Linked DNA regions of Homo sapiens: all the other regions are linked to region 1. Evidence: chromatin contacts called from ENCODE Hi-C or POLR2A ChIA-PET data. All regions are on one chromosome and are shown on one strand. The core of a region is the stretch at or near the end of the contact, and the rest is flanking DNA. Distances in the headings are between cores, read along the strand shown. Region 1 holds the start of LINC01220 (long intergenic non-protein coding RNA 1220). Region 2 holds the start of EIF2B2 (eukaryotic translation initiation factor 2B subunit beta). Region 3 has its middle 23 kb from the start of EIF2B2.

Region 1 (4,030 bases), core at 1,378-3,877:
GGGTCACTCTAGGATTTGTTATCCACAAGGGATCACATTATCTGCTTAGAATTTCAAACGAATAATAAAACCAAAAAAAGTTGGTCTGCCTTTTAAAAATTTTCCCTTATTTAAAACTTTATTCTTAATAAAGAAAAATGAGAAAACCCCAAAACTTTCTTCTTTAATTGGCAACCTTCAAAAAAGATATTCACAACAGGACTCAGAGCAAGGGCAGAGATCCCCAAAGAGATGGTTTTTCCTTAATTCATCAGGCTGGAGCAGAGTTTAAACCAAGCTGGAACCACTCCGGCTCTGGCCACAACCTAATCTCTACATCCTGGCCTCCATCACATTGGCCGGAAGCTGGTTCGCTTCATCCAAGGGTCTAGTTTGAGGGCATTCATGGCTTCTGCAAGTTTGAGCATCCCTTGCTCCTGGTGCTGGCAGTGCCACTCAGCCATGGACTGGAGCATCCACTTGGTTTGGAGCTTGTACCAATAGGAGCTGTAAACCACGACCTCGGTGAGGTCTGAAGACTCCAGAGCCTTCAGCTGGAGCATGGCCTTGCTCATCTGCTCGATGTAAGGGATTATCCATACGGGCCTGCTGGGGGAAGGGGATGAGAGCTCCCAGGTAGGGCACCCAGGCCAGCACTGGGCACACTCACCAAAGGTGGCTTCCAGCAGCCGCGTCGGGACCTAGAACACCTCTGGGCCTTTCAGGTCTTTGGGCAGTCTGCCTTTTAAATAAACACTATGAGCTGGCAATTCTAATGTTGTCAGTGACAAAGTACTTCTTCCTGAAAAAATCTTTGGTTGTTTTAAGTCCTAAACAGTTGCTGGGATTACTATTGAGTTTGAATAATGTAATATGTACGCTTCATTTTAAAAAATTACTTAAAAAACAGAGATAACACAATGACTGTGAAGACTGAATTTGAGTTGCTTCTGTTCCATGTAACCATTTGGAGTTTTCGTGTTTAAAATTTAAAATTGCGAAGCAGTGTGATACAGTGTTTTGCCATGTTTTTATTTGACAAATGCACATTTTAGTTAATAACTAAATATTTTTACTAGATTTGAATATTATCTTTAAAATAGATAATTCCTTTTGCTTATTTATTTTTGAGAGAGGGTCTCCCTGTCACTCAGGCTGGAGTGCAGTGACTGCAATCAAGGCTCACTGCAGCCTTGACTGCCCTGGCCCAAGATCTTCCCACCTCAGCCTCCCAAGTAGCTGGGATCACAGGTGTGCACCACCATGCCCAGCTATTTTTTTTTATTTTTGTAGAGTCGGGGTCTCCTTATGTTGCCCAGGCTGGTCTAGAACTCCTAGGTTCAAGTGATCCTCCTGCCTTGGCCTCCCAAAGTGCTGGGATTACAGGCGTGGGCCACAGCGCCCGGCCCCCTTTTATTTTAAATCTAAAGAAGACTCGAGAAAAAAAACATTACGTCAGTAGTAGATTTAGGAGATGCACTACTAATACTACGTAAGTTTCTCTTGTGCTGCCTGGGAATAAAAATAAACACTTAACACTAACTTGGGGCTCACAACATGCTTGACACTGTTCCAAACACACACACACACACACACACACACACACACACACACACTCATTTTAAAAGTCCTCATCTACTCTTAAAGGTAGGTCCTGCTATTATCCTTATTTTTGTAGATAATAATATAGTCTGGGGCGCAGAGGTCTGCTCAAGATCATCCAACTGGAGTGGCAGCGCTGGAATTAGAGTCCAGGCAGTGTGGCTTCAATGCCTGAACTCTTAGCCATTAGAAAGGAAAAACAAAGCAAAATCAGTATCCGCAACAACCTTGCAGGCACGGAGGCCCTCAGAAGGGACAGGAGAGGCCGGGCGCGGTAATCCCAGCACTTTGGGAGGCCGAGGCGGGCGGATCACCTGAGGTCAGGAGTTGGAGACCAACCTGGCCAACGTGGTGAAATCCTGTCTCTACTAAAAATGTAAAAAATTAGCCGGGTACGGTGGCGCGCGCCTGTAGTTCCAGCTACTTGGGAGCCTGGGGCGGGAGAATCGCTTGAACCGGGAGGCAGAGGTTGCAGTGAGCAGAGATCGCGCCAGTGCACTCCAGCCTGGGCGATAGAGCGTGACTCCATCTCAAAAAAAAAAAAAAAAAAAAAAAAAAAAACAAAGGAAAAGAAAAAGAAGGGACAGGAGGGCCTCCTTCCGCTCCTGACCAGCCCCTGCTGGCCCGTGGGCAGAGGGAGAGCCGGCTTCCAGGGACCTCAGGGAGGGACGTTTGGGAGTGCTCTCTCAGCGTCCCCTCCACCGCCCTCTCTACACCCTTGCCGCGCCCCTGTCCTCGTCGGCCAGGCCAAGGTTTCTCCTGGCCCTTCCCAGCTTCCGGCCCTTTGCTCCAGGGCAGGTCGCAGGGCCAGACGGTGCCAGGAGCTCGCGAGTCCTCTGTTTACTGTTTGGTTTCCACGGTGACACGTAGGCGCCGTCAGCGACTCCCGTCACCGCCCCGCAGCGCGGCCCCCACCCGGCGCCGTGACGCCGGCCCGCCGCTTCCGCTCTGCCCATATTTGGCTCAGCCACTGCGCCGCCGGCCCGGGGTAGGCTGTGGGCGGGACTCCCGCCGCGCCCCGCCCCCGGTCCCTGCCCCGCCCCTGGAATGCTGGGCGAAGGCTCCGAGCCACGAGACCCCCGCCTCCTGTCCCGGGACCCACCCAGGCGGAGGCAAGGGCAGGGGCGCTGGGGGCCCAGAGAGAGGGCGCCGCGATGGATGAATGAGCTGTTTCCAGCATTCCTGTGCGTCTGCTGGTTGTAGCTGCAGTCAAGATTTGGGGCGGTCTCGTTTGTTGTGGGTGGGTGATCTGGGATCACGATTTTCTCACTCTGTGCCCGGAAATCATGCCATCTCTCGCCCAACGCTGTATTTTATAGGCTTCAACTCAAAATTTTCCTTCATGGCACAGTGGAAAGCTTTGAAGACGGCGGTTCTGGGGTCAGTGTTGCCCCTCGGGGGATAAGTGACCTTGGGAAGGCCATTTTCCTTTTCCTGGCATGATAAAACGAACCGTGGGGGTGGTCCATAATGGTTGCAGCACTGTCATCAGGCTTGTGAGGGGAGCTTTTCCATCACCCTCTAACCACCCCCTCCCCAGGACATAACTGGAATATCAGTGAAGTTCTTTGAGCATCGACCCCCTACAGTTCTGCCCCCTGTGGTGATTGGATTTGTGTGTCTCTGCACCTTGCTCCTATTAGGCGCTTAATGAACTTTAGTTAACTGATTATTGAATGAATAATACGAATCACCTTCATAAATCCGGACCCCTGCAATTCCTCTTCCAGGCCGGGCGAGGGGGAGGGTAGGGGATGGGGGAGAATATTGAGATGATTAATAATCGCGCGGCAGGGTTGCTGATGTAAAGCGATTTGCAGATCTAAAGGGCAATAAGCATTCCTGGGAGAAATCCAGCGAGATTCCAGAAGTCTCTGAGGGAGCCGTGGGTGTGTACCGCCGGGCCCAGAGGGCGGGGGTGGGGCAGGCAGTGCCGCAGTGGCCGCTGCTGGGGAGCCGATTGCAATTGCGAGGAGAAGCGTGGGGTTAATCCTTCAAGACGCCTGTCACCATCCTCCCACCCCCATCCCTGCCCCCTAGATTCCCCAGTTCCTCTGGCTGAAGGAGTGTGTGTTTTCCAGAGTTTCAGAGCTGGAAGTCACATCGGAGACTTTTAATCTAATTTAACCTATTTCGCCAACAGGGAAATTAAAGCTCAGAGAAGTTGGTTCGACCATCCAAACTTGCACAGCTAGTTAGAAACTGATAAAAGTCAGGATATCTAGCTTCAAATAGTGTTCCACATCGCCTAGGTGCTTCTAATTTCCTGTGCTTCAGAACCCTGTTGCCTGGCTCAGCTGGTGGGTTGTACATTTAGGCTAAATATTGACTTCAGGGCTCTTAAAGAACGCCATTGTCACGTCTGCTGCCACACGCAGCCCACACCATGACACCAGGGCCTGGGGGGGATGGCCAAGAATTGTGTACTTCCTAAAGCCTCAAGCATTCC
Region 2 (4,567 bases), core at 1,337-3,836, 290 kb before region 1:
GGGCTCAAGCCATCCTCCCACCTTGTCCTCCCAAAGTGCTGGGATTCGGGTGTGAGCTACTGTGCCTGGCCAACACAGCTTTGCTTTCTATCTCTATTAATTCGAATATTTTAGTTTCAAAGTGAGGGATTGGTTCACATTCCTCAACCTGTTTGTCGTCATGCTTTATAACTTGCATACACACACATATAAATTCTTTAGTATATATAAAATACTATATACCTTGTTTTTTTTGTTGCTGTTGTTGTTGTTTGTTTTTGAGACACAGTCTTGCTCTGTCACCCAGGCTGGAGTGCAGTGACACAATCTCAGCTCACTGCAACCTCCACCTCCCAGGTTCAAGCTATTCTCCTGCCTCAGCCTCCCTAGTAGCTGGGACTACAGACATATGCCACCACCCCCCACTAATTTTTGTATTTTCAGTAGAGACAGGGTTTACCCACGTTGGCCAGGCTGGTCCCAAACTCCTGACTTTCAGGTGATCTGCCCACCTTGGCCTCCCCAAGTGCTGGGATTACAGGCATGAGCCACTATGCCTGGCCTATATACCTTATTTTCTTAATGACTTGATATATGAAAAAATAACGACAATATCCAAAATTGGCTATAATATGGTAAATGCTAGCCAGCATGTAAATTGATACAATTTTAAAGACATTTAAAAATTAACACACAATTAGCCAGGCATGGTGGTGTGTGCCTGTAGTCCCAGCTACTCAAAAGGCTGAGGTGGGAGGATTATTTGAGCCAGGGGAGGTTGAGGCTGCAGTGAGCAGTGAGCATGCCACTGCACTCCAGCCTGGGCAACAGTGTGAGACCCTGTCTCAAAATAAACAAACAAATCAATAAATAAAAACTAAAACACAGCAAAATTGACACATATTTTATGGCTTTTTAGAGCAACTGTATTTTCAACTTCAATTTCTGATGCTCATTGCTAATACATAGAAATATAGTTTTTGTATCCTTGCTAAACTTATGTTCTAGGAGGTTTTGTTTTTGTTGCTGTTGACTCTGGGATTTTCTGTGTACACTATCATGTCTTCTGTGAACAGGGACAGTTTCTTTCCATTCTGTATGCTTTTTCTTTTTCTTGCCTTATTGCAAGGGCTAGGACTTCACGTATAATTTAAATAGGAGTGGTGAAAGTAGACATCCTTGCCTTGTCCTGATCTTAGGGAGAAAGCAATCTTTTACTGTGAAGTATGATTTTTAGGTGTAGGATTTTGTAGATACCCTTTATCGAGTTCAGGAAGTTCCCTTTTGTTCTAGTTTTCTGAGAGTTTGTACCATGAATATTGAATTTTGTCAAATGTTTCTTCCTGCATCAATTGACATGATCATGTGGTTTTACTTCTCAGATTGTTAATATGGCATATTACATTGATTTTTAAGTGTTTAATCAGCTTTGCATTCCAGGTTTATGTTTCACTTTGTAATTACATATTATTCTTTTTTTATGTATTGCAGGATTTGATGTGCTAATAATTTGTTGCAATTTTTGCTTCTATGTTCATGAGAGATATTAATCTGTAATTTTCTTTTCTTTGTACTACCTTTGGCTAACTTTGGTATTGACATAATCTTTTTGGAGGGCAATTTGTTAATTGTAACAAAAGTCTAAAATGTGCTCGCCTATGGATTCCACTTTGAAGAATTTATCTTAAGGAAATAGAGATTTCTATTACACACATACTTTGGGTTCAGGTAGACCTGGATTTAAGTATGAACCCAATCCTTTATTAACTGCTTAAATTCTGTGGGTCTGTTTCCCAATCTGTAAAATGGGGATAAGAGGACCTATTTCAGACCTTATTAACTGAGACAATTCACACACAGTGCCCAAGAACCAGTAAGCTTTAAGTAAATGGTAACTCTTGGTATTATGTTATACTCTCTGGCCTCTCTGTAGGAGGACAATTCTGTCCAAATCAGAGGATGTCATCTTTGCTTCTGTATTGGCTCCCACTTTGAATCTCCTTAATCTTCCTCATCTCTAATTTCGCCGTCTTCTGTTAGACGTGTTAGGCCTTGAGAATACAAAAGCAACAAAAGATATCGTCCTTGTTTTCAGAGACATGAACCTCCTAGACACAGGCGCAAACGGTACCAAGCAATGTAACAGAACAAAAGTGAGACGTCTGCCCAAGGGGCAGCCGACCCTGGACATGCATTCAGAGCGTCAGTGTCAGCTGACACTCGGGAGTGACAGCTCGGGCAGTCACCGAGCTGGGAAGACAGGAGGGAGTGCCGCAACTTCTTCAGTGTAGCCTTAAGTCGCGGTGAGGGGCGCGTAGAGACTTGCTGCTCCCATAGCAACGGGACCAGCCACCCTCTACAGGCCTGACGGGTTACTTCCGTTCACCGTCGGCTGAGCCAAGAAAGGCCGCTTCCGATCCTCCAGCCCCCGAGGCGCGGGGGCGCGCGGACGCCCGGTTATAACTGAACAACCCGAGCCCCACGTCTCTGATTGGCTCAGGCAGAGGAAGGGGGCGGGAGATCGGCAACGAAGGGCGTAGCCGGCTTCCACTCAAACTTGAGGTTTCCCCCCATCCCCTCACAGCGGAAGCCGACCTCGCCCGCCCCGGAAGTGCAAACTGTGTGGTCTGGCAGGTGTGGATTCCGCCGGTGAAGGCTGAAGGCAGCTACCTTAAAGATGCCGGGATCCGCAGCGAAGGGCTCGGAGTTGTCAGAGAGGATCGAGAGCTTCGTGGAGACCCTGAAGCGGGGTGGTGGGCCGCGCAGCTCCGAGGAAATGGCTCGGGAGACCCTAGGGTTGCTGCGCCAGATCATCACGGACCACCGCTGGAGCAACGCGGGTGAGGCCGGCCTGCCTCCGCCGGCGAACCTGGCCCCTGTCTGTTCCCGATCCCAGGGCTGAAAATTTCCCAGGCCTCACTTCGCGTTGGCTCCTCTTATCCTCTCTCTTTTGGACTGTAGGGGAGCTGATGGAGCTGATCCGCAGAGAGGGCAGGAGGATGACGGCCGCTCAGCCCTCCGAGACCACCGTGGGCAACATGGTGCGGAGAGTGCTCAAGATTATCCGGGAGGAGTATGGCAGGTCAGGCTCACGTCCTGGGCTCCTGGTTGGATCCAGTGACACTTTTTGCACGGGCCCCTCTACCTGCTCGGAGACTTTATTGGAGCTGAACAGCCCTTGTTACCTGCCTGACCACTCCTCCCCACCTCTCTCTTTGGGTCTTGTTGCCTCTATAGACTCCATGGACGCAGCGACGAGAGTGATCAGCAGGAGTCCCTGCACAAACTGTTGACATCCGGAGGCCTAAACGAGGATTTCAGCTTCCATTATGCCCAACTCCAGTCCAACATCATTGAGGCGATTAATGAGCTGCTAGTGGAGCTGGGTAAGAGGCCTGATCGCTGGGAAAATGGGACTGGTCACAGGCACATAAGGGAACAGAAGCCTCTGAAGGTTGTTCATTAGCAGAGATGGGAGATTAGCTGTCTTCTGGTTCTCAGAGGTTTGTCCTCCTTCCTGATTAGGAAATGTTGCAACAGGTGACAGGACCAAAGTAATCCTCTCTACTTTTCCTTACAGACCAACCCTTGATAGACTACAGATCTGTGGAGTGGAACAGACTCTATTAGGACAGAGTTTTATTTTCATTGTAAAGAAACAAAATGAACTCCCTAGAGAGCCAAGGTCGATAGACCTCCTTCACTATCTGAATTTTTATACACACGTACACGTATACCATTTCTATCCCCCTTGTCATTGCGGTCCAAGTGACTTGCAGATATTCATTGTAATCAGAGGATGAAGAAGCTGCTTCCAAATTGCTCCCCCATTTTTTCTTCTCTGGCCAGTCTCTCTCATGTAGAAGTGTTGTGGCCACCTTTTGGAGGAAGACTTCTTTTAGGCCGAAGCTCTCTTTACCCTATTCTCAGCACTTTAGGATTTCCCAGATTGCCATTCCTTGGCTGAATCTACTGTCTTCAAAATCAGTTGTAAGGAGCTCTGTAGTGACAGAGGTGGTTCATAGGTAGGGGTACTTCTGGAAGAGGGCAGGCAGAAAATCCCAGAGGAGTGGGGCTTTTAAGAAATTGTGACATAGCTGGGCATGGTGGCTCACACCTGTAATCCCACAACTTTGGGAGGCCAAGGTGAGTGGATTGCTTGAGACCAGGAGTTCAAAACCAGCCTGGGCAACATAGTGGGACCCTGTCTCTATTAAAAAAAAAGAAATTGTGACATTTCACTTTAAGCACATTAACCCTGTGGTACCAGGGTCTGCTAGGTGGGCAGTGCATGTGAAGGGCAGACATCTTTTTCCGTATACGCGTAATGTGTGTTTGTGATATAGCAATTTCATATATATATATATATATATATATTTTTTTTTTTTTTTTTTTTTTTTTTTTTGCAAAACCGTTCTTACAGAAGGGACAATGGAGAACATTGCAGCCCAGGCTCTGGAGCACATTCACTCCAATGAGGTGATCATGACCATTGGCTTCTCCCGAACAGTAGAGGCCTTCCTCAAAGAGGCTGCCCGAAAGAGGAAATTCCATGTCATTGTAGCAGAGTGTGCTCCTTTCTGCCAGG
Region 3 (4,584 bases), core at 1,041-3,540, 310 kb before region 1:
GTGGCAAAGGCTGCAAAATCTGTGTCCACAAAGATCTGGACAACAGGATCCATATCCACCCATGGGGCTGGTGGAGGTGGTCGGAGGCAGGAGACTGGCTGGGATGACCTTTAGAAGTGCTCCCTCCCCACACAGTCCTGGCTCTGTCTCGGGGTCTCTGCAGCTCTGTGGGGACCCAGAGGGGAGTCTGGCAGGGAGGATTGGCCGGGCACACTTCTGGGCACTGCTCCCAAGCTCCTTCCCTTCTCTGCTTCCTCCAGAACCTTCTTATCCTTCATTTCCTGCTGCCCTCCTCTCACCTCCAAGTGGCTGCCCCAGCCGTGCCCCCAAAGTGGCTTCCTCACTCCCTCCCTGCTGCTCCAGAATTGGGAAAGAAGCCACAAATTCCCCCAGCGGACCACCCCCAAAGGCCCAGCCCCGTCTCACCCACGAGAGGTGCTTAGAGGCCCAAATTGGGTGCGGCTGCGGGGAGGTGGGAGCCAGGGGCCTCGGTAGGCATCATCCCTCCACCAGGGTGGTCTCGAGGAGACAAGGCCAACTGAACAGAGAGAGTGCGCCCTGCAGGCAGGGTCACAGGAGCCCTGAGGCCTCCCTCTGTCTGGGGCCTCCCTCTCTGGGGGGCTTCAGGGCCTGTGCTTACCCTCTCTGGTGGCTTCCTCTTGCTCTCTAGGGAGTGGCCTGTGGGGAGGACATGCAGACACGCAGAGGTGCTTGGGGAGGATGTGGAGGGATAGAGGGTGCCCCCTGCACCCCTTGCTCCCCTCCTCCTCCTCCTCTTCCTCCTCCTTCTCCTCCAGGAGCCCCTGTGCCTTCCCTGGGAGGTCTGACCCAGGCAAGCCCAGGGACGAGGGGAGGCAGTCATTAATCACCATTATTTATTATTTCTTATGTAACAGGGTGTTATGAAACATGCAACCCTGTACCAGGCACGACTGGGAATATGGGAAAGACAGTCCCTACCAGTAAGAGCTTCCTATGGGATGACCAGGTAGGTCCAGGAGCCACTGAGCAACCTGTGGACCAGCCTGGAACGTGGGGTGCAGGCCAGGCTGGAGGCGGGATGGTCCTGCTGCAGCTGAAAAAAAGGAAAAAGGAGGGGAGTGGGCAGCGGGAACCTCAAGGTGGGAAGGGAGCTGGGTTTCCACCCCCACCCCTCCGCACCTCGCCAGGCCAGGCGCAGACCAGCTCTGGCTCTGGGGTGGCCTGGGTCACAGCTGGAGTTGTCACAATATTGACCCAGGAGGAGATAACATCCAAAGGGCTTGGAGTCCCAGTCGGACAAGGAGGGGGATGTCGCCGGAAAAGATCCCTGGCCCCCAGGGGGATCAAACTAAATGGGGCTTTAATAGGTCTCTTCCAGCTCAGATTTCATGGATAATTGGAAGCAGGTCTCCAGCCAGGCAGAGTGGGCAGCCCTAGTGGCCTGCCGGGCGGCCACCGCAGCCAGGAGACAAGGAGGGACAAGGCGGGGTGGGGGTGCCACCTCCATGCCACCCCACTGTGGCCCAGTGGGCCTCTGGCCTTGCTGGGGCTTCTGGGCTCCCTTCTCTCTGTTCCAGAAGTGCTGCTGCTTTAACCCCCTCAGGGAAGGAGGTGGACAAGTGAGGAGACCTGAGTCATTTAGCTCCGGGGAAGGAGAGCAGCCTGTCCCAGCCACACATGCCCGAGGCTTCTTCCGTCATTCAAATACACATTCACATTTAAAGCTGGGAACAACTCTGAAAAATAATGTCTTCATTTTTTTTCTTATCACAAAAGGGGTACATACTTGCTGAAACAAAATTCAAGGTATATTAAGTAAAAAGTGAAAATTCTCTCCCCACCACACACCCATTACTCCTCTGTCCCTCTCTCACCACCCCCAGACTCTGCAGGTAGCCTCTGACTGCAATTTATTGGCTATCTTTCCAGAGCATCTCCAATGCCTTCTGAATTACATCCTGCTGCTTTCGCTCAGCAATGCATCATTGATATCCTTCCAAGGCCAGTAATTAGGGTGTGGACATTCGTCACTCCCATTTTAAAGATGAGGAAACAGAGGCTCAGAGAAGTTTCTTGGCTGTCCCGGGCTGCACAGCCAGGCCTCGTGCTCATCCTACCACAGCTTTCAGCCTCTTCCCTGGGGGCAGGAGGATGTGAGGAGCAGAGGGCTAGAAAAGCCCTGGGGGGGTGGTGGGTTGGGATGGGGGAGAGGGGCCGAAGAATAAGAAGGAAGCAGCAGCAGGCGAGGGAGGGTGTGAGGTCTCCTTGGAATGCGGCGGCGGTGCCCCTCCTCCCTGAAGGATCCAGGTTTTCCTCAGGCAGCGGAGCCTGGGGCCCTGGAGGCCTAGGCTGGGCAGAGCTGAGCAGCTGGCAGTGGAGGGGTTTTCAAGGCAAACCTGGCAAGAAGGCAAGACGGATTGCATTTCAGCCTGAACGTGCCTGGGATATGCACATGTCTCCCCAGGCCTTAGGGGCATTTCTTGCCTAACACCACCAGTGGGAGCTGGCTCTGCCCCTGCCTACTGAGGCTGACAGCTGGGCCTGTGTGCTCCCTCCACGGCTGCTGCCGTCTCTAGCGCCCTGGCCTCCAGCACATCCAGCAGTGGAGGGGATGCCCCTTATTCCAGCCATAGCCTAGAGCAGCCAAGAGCCAGCTCTTACTCACAGAGAGCCTGGGGCACTCCCTCAGGGAAGAGCCTGAGGGGACAAGCAGGTGGGAGGCCGATGTGGCCTGGGCCTCGGCCTGAAGAGTAAACAAGGAAGGCTCTGGAAAGCTCGTGACCCACAGGCCTTCACGCCAGACACACAGCCTTCCTCCTTCCTGCCTAGGACCTCCGAGAGGGACCCCGGGAAGCCAAGAGGACACGGAGGATGCGTGGGGAAGAAAATAGCCAGTGTCCCTCCTGGGCGGACGTAAGCACACATCCCCAGGTGCATGCATGCGCACACATGCTCATGCACACAGGCACGAATGCAGGGGGGAGAACTCAGAAGTGTGGAACAGCTGCCCAGCAGAGAGGGCTGGAGGGATGCTCTTGGGAGAGGCAGGGCCAGGGACCTAGTGGTCTTTGGAGAGCTCTTCACTCCTGAGATTGTAAAAAAATGCTCCCACAGGTACCACCCAGACCTTGGAGGGGGTCACAGAGATTCTCCCACAAGGCACTTAGGCCAATCAGGGAAGAGGACATCCATCCATTCCGTTTGCCAATATCCTTAGTAAACTTACTCTGTGCCAGGCTCCATGCTGGGAGTACAGAGGCCACCCGCAAGGCTTGACTAGCGCCAAGCACCAGTGGGAATGTGGGAAAGAAGGTCCCTACTGGAAAAGCTCATCCTCCACATGGAGCTGGCTGGGCAGTTGCGGAGGGACTGCAGAGCAGGCTTTGGCCAAGCTTAGTCCTGGATGAAGACCCTGCACCCCCACCCCAGCTAGTGGCCAGCTTAAAAGGAGCCTGGAAAGGCTGATGTCTGCTCTCTGCCCACAGCCCACCCCCATCCCCACAGTCCTGGCCCTGGCTGGGGCCCCAGGAAGGAAATCACTAAGGAGGATTGAGTGTCAATTCACAACCTAATCCCATCAGCGCACACAGCTACAGCACGGGCCGCCCCCTCCCCTACTCTGCAGACCCTGGCGGCTGCCGGCTGTCAGGCCCGGCCCCTGCCTGGCTGCGAGGCCAATTACTGCGGCCTTAATCACCACGGTGGCGGCGGCGGCGCGGCGTTAACAACTGTCTGCTCATCAGTCTCCTTCCTGGGGCGTCGTGGAGGGGATGACCCCATGCGGCTCTCCTCGAAGGAGCTTGAAACTGGATCCCAACAACAGCCCGATGGCCGCCGTCCAGGGAAACGCCTGGCTCCCTCCTGCTGCCTGCTGGTCTCCTGTGTGTTTGCCCAGCTCCTCCTGTCCTGGGGCTGAGAGCCCATGAGGACATGCCCGGGGACCCCGCATCCGCTGAGCGAGCACTAAAGCCATGGTTCCCTCTGGTTAGCACTGCCAACAACTGAGCCCGGGAAGACCGACGCTCCCTGCCAGCCAGAGCAAATTGGGTGCCCGGATGTTGAGGTCTGGTTGGCATTTCCTGTGTTGGCTTTGGCTGGTGAGGCCAGGCCAGTGGGCTGCCCTCTTGACCTGAGCGGAGTCAGGCAGGCACGTCCCAGACTCTTGAGCCCACTGAGTTCTTTCCTGCGCCCCACAGGGAGTCTTGTTCTGGAAAAAAGATCTCCCTCCCCGCCTGGGTTCATGCTGAGCAGCCTTCCCTGCCTTGTAGGGTGCTCTGACAGCCTGAGGCCTGGCCGGCCCCCAACCTGGCTGCCTCTGCGCCTGCTCCTTGGGCTCAGGCGGATCTTGGTGCTTCCTGGATGTGGTGAGGCCCCTCTGCACGTGGCCCTCCAGGCTGTGGTCCGGGAGAGGACTCTGAGCTCCTCTGATCTGCTCCCATCTGTATGTGGAATAATTTCTCCGGCCCAAAGCCTGGACCCCTAGGAGCCGTCAGCACCGGGTTCCAGCTTGGGAGCCTGCGGGAGCTCCCATTCCCCACCCTTGAAGGGCCAGCTTCACCTGAAGGCTTCAACGGTGCTGGCTCCAGTTCCTCAGCCCTTTTT

What was found. Hi-C counts contacts between places; a loop is a spot of excess contacts on that map. ChIA-PET counts read pairs that join two places held with the same protein, here RNA polymerase II (POLR2A). Pooled maps may share reads with other maps.
Region 2: a map of CD8-positive, alpha-beta T cell shows a loop between it and region 1 (10-fold over the local background). The contact joins the promoter of EIF2B2 here to the promoter of LINC01220 in region 1. A Hi-C loop is called at or near these places in 2 of 168 maps with a recorded cell type or tissue (CD8-positive, alpha-beta T cell and naive thymus-derived CD4-positive, alpha-beta T cell), 3 of 37 single-sample maps with no recorded cell type and 20 of 50 pooled maps. POLR2A ChIA-PET finds 5 or more read pairs at or near these places in 1 of 52 experiments (BJ).
Region 3: a loop to region 1 is called in a map of ascending aorta, with 2.1 times the contacts of the local background. The contact joins the enhancer-like site here to the promoter of LINC01220 in region 1. A Hi-C loop is called at or near these places in 1 of 168 maps with a recorded cell type or tissue (ascending aorta). POLR2A ChIA-PET finds 5 or more read pairs at or near these places in 1 of 52 experiments (PC-9).

The regions. Positions count from the first base shown.
Region 1 is chr14:75,291,777-75,295,806 of GRCh38, forward strand. LINC01220 (long intergenic non-protein coding RNA 1220) reads left to right here and starts at 2,628. Exons shown (of 3, transcript NR_038421.1): 1 at 2,628-2,765; 2 at 2,901-2,961. It also overlaps the pseudogene DPPA5P4. RefSeq lists an enhancer at 2,196-2,335 and a silencer at 2,406-2,865.
Region 2 is chr14:75,000,335-75,004,901 of GRCh38, forward strand. It overlaps EIF2B2 (eukaryotic translation initiation factor 2B subunit beta), which reads left to right and starts at 2,587. Exons shown (of 8, transcript NM_014239.4): 1 at 2,587-2,819; 2 at 2,941-3,061; 3 at 3,217-3,365; 4 at 4,403-4,566. The coding sequence starts at 2,657. RefSeq lists enhancers at 2,134-2,223, 2,265-2,945.
Region 3 is chr14:74,977,246-74,981,829 of GRCh38, forward strand. No RefSeq gene overlaps it. Among named protein-coding and RNA genes, the nearest start is that of EIF2B2, 23 kb to the right of the region's middle. RefSeq lists enhancers at 2,677-3,302, 3,303-3,928, 3,929-4,552. Within about 2 kb of position 2,291, at least 9 of the 41 ENCODE cell types and tissues checked have a DNase peak (open chromatin) inside an H3K27ac peak, as active enhancers do; they include ascending aorta, where a contact is called at or near this core.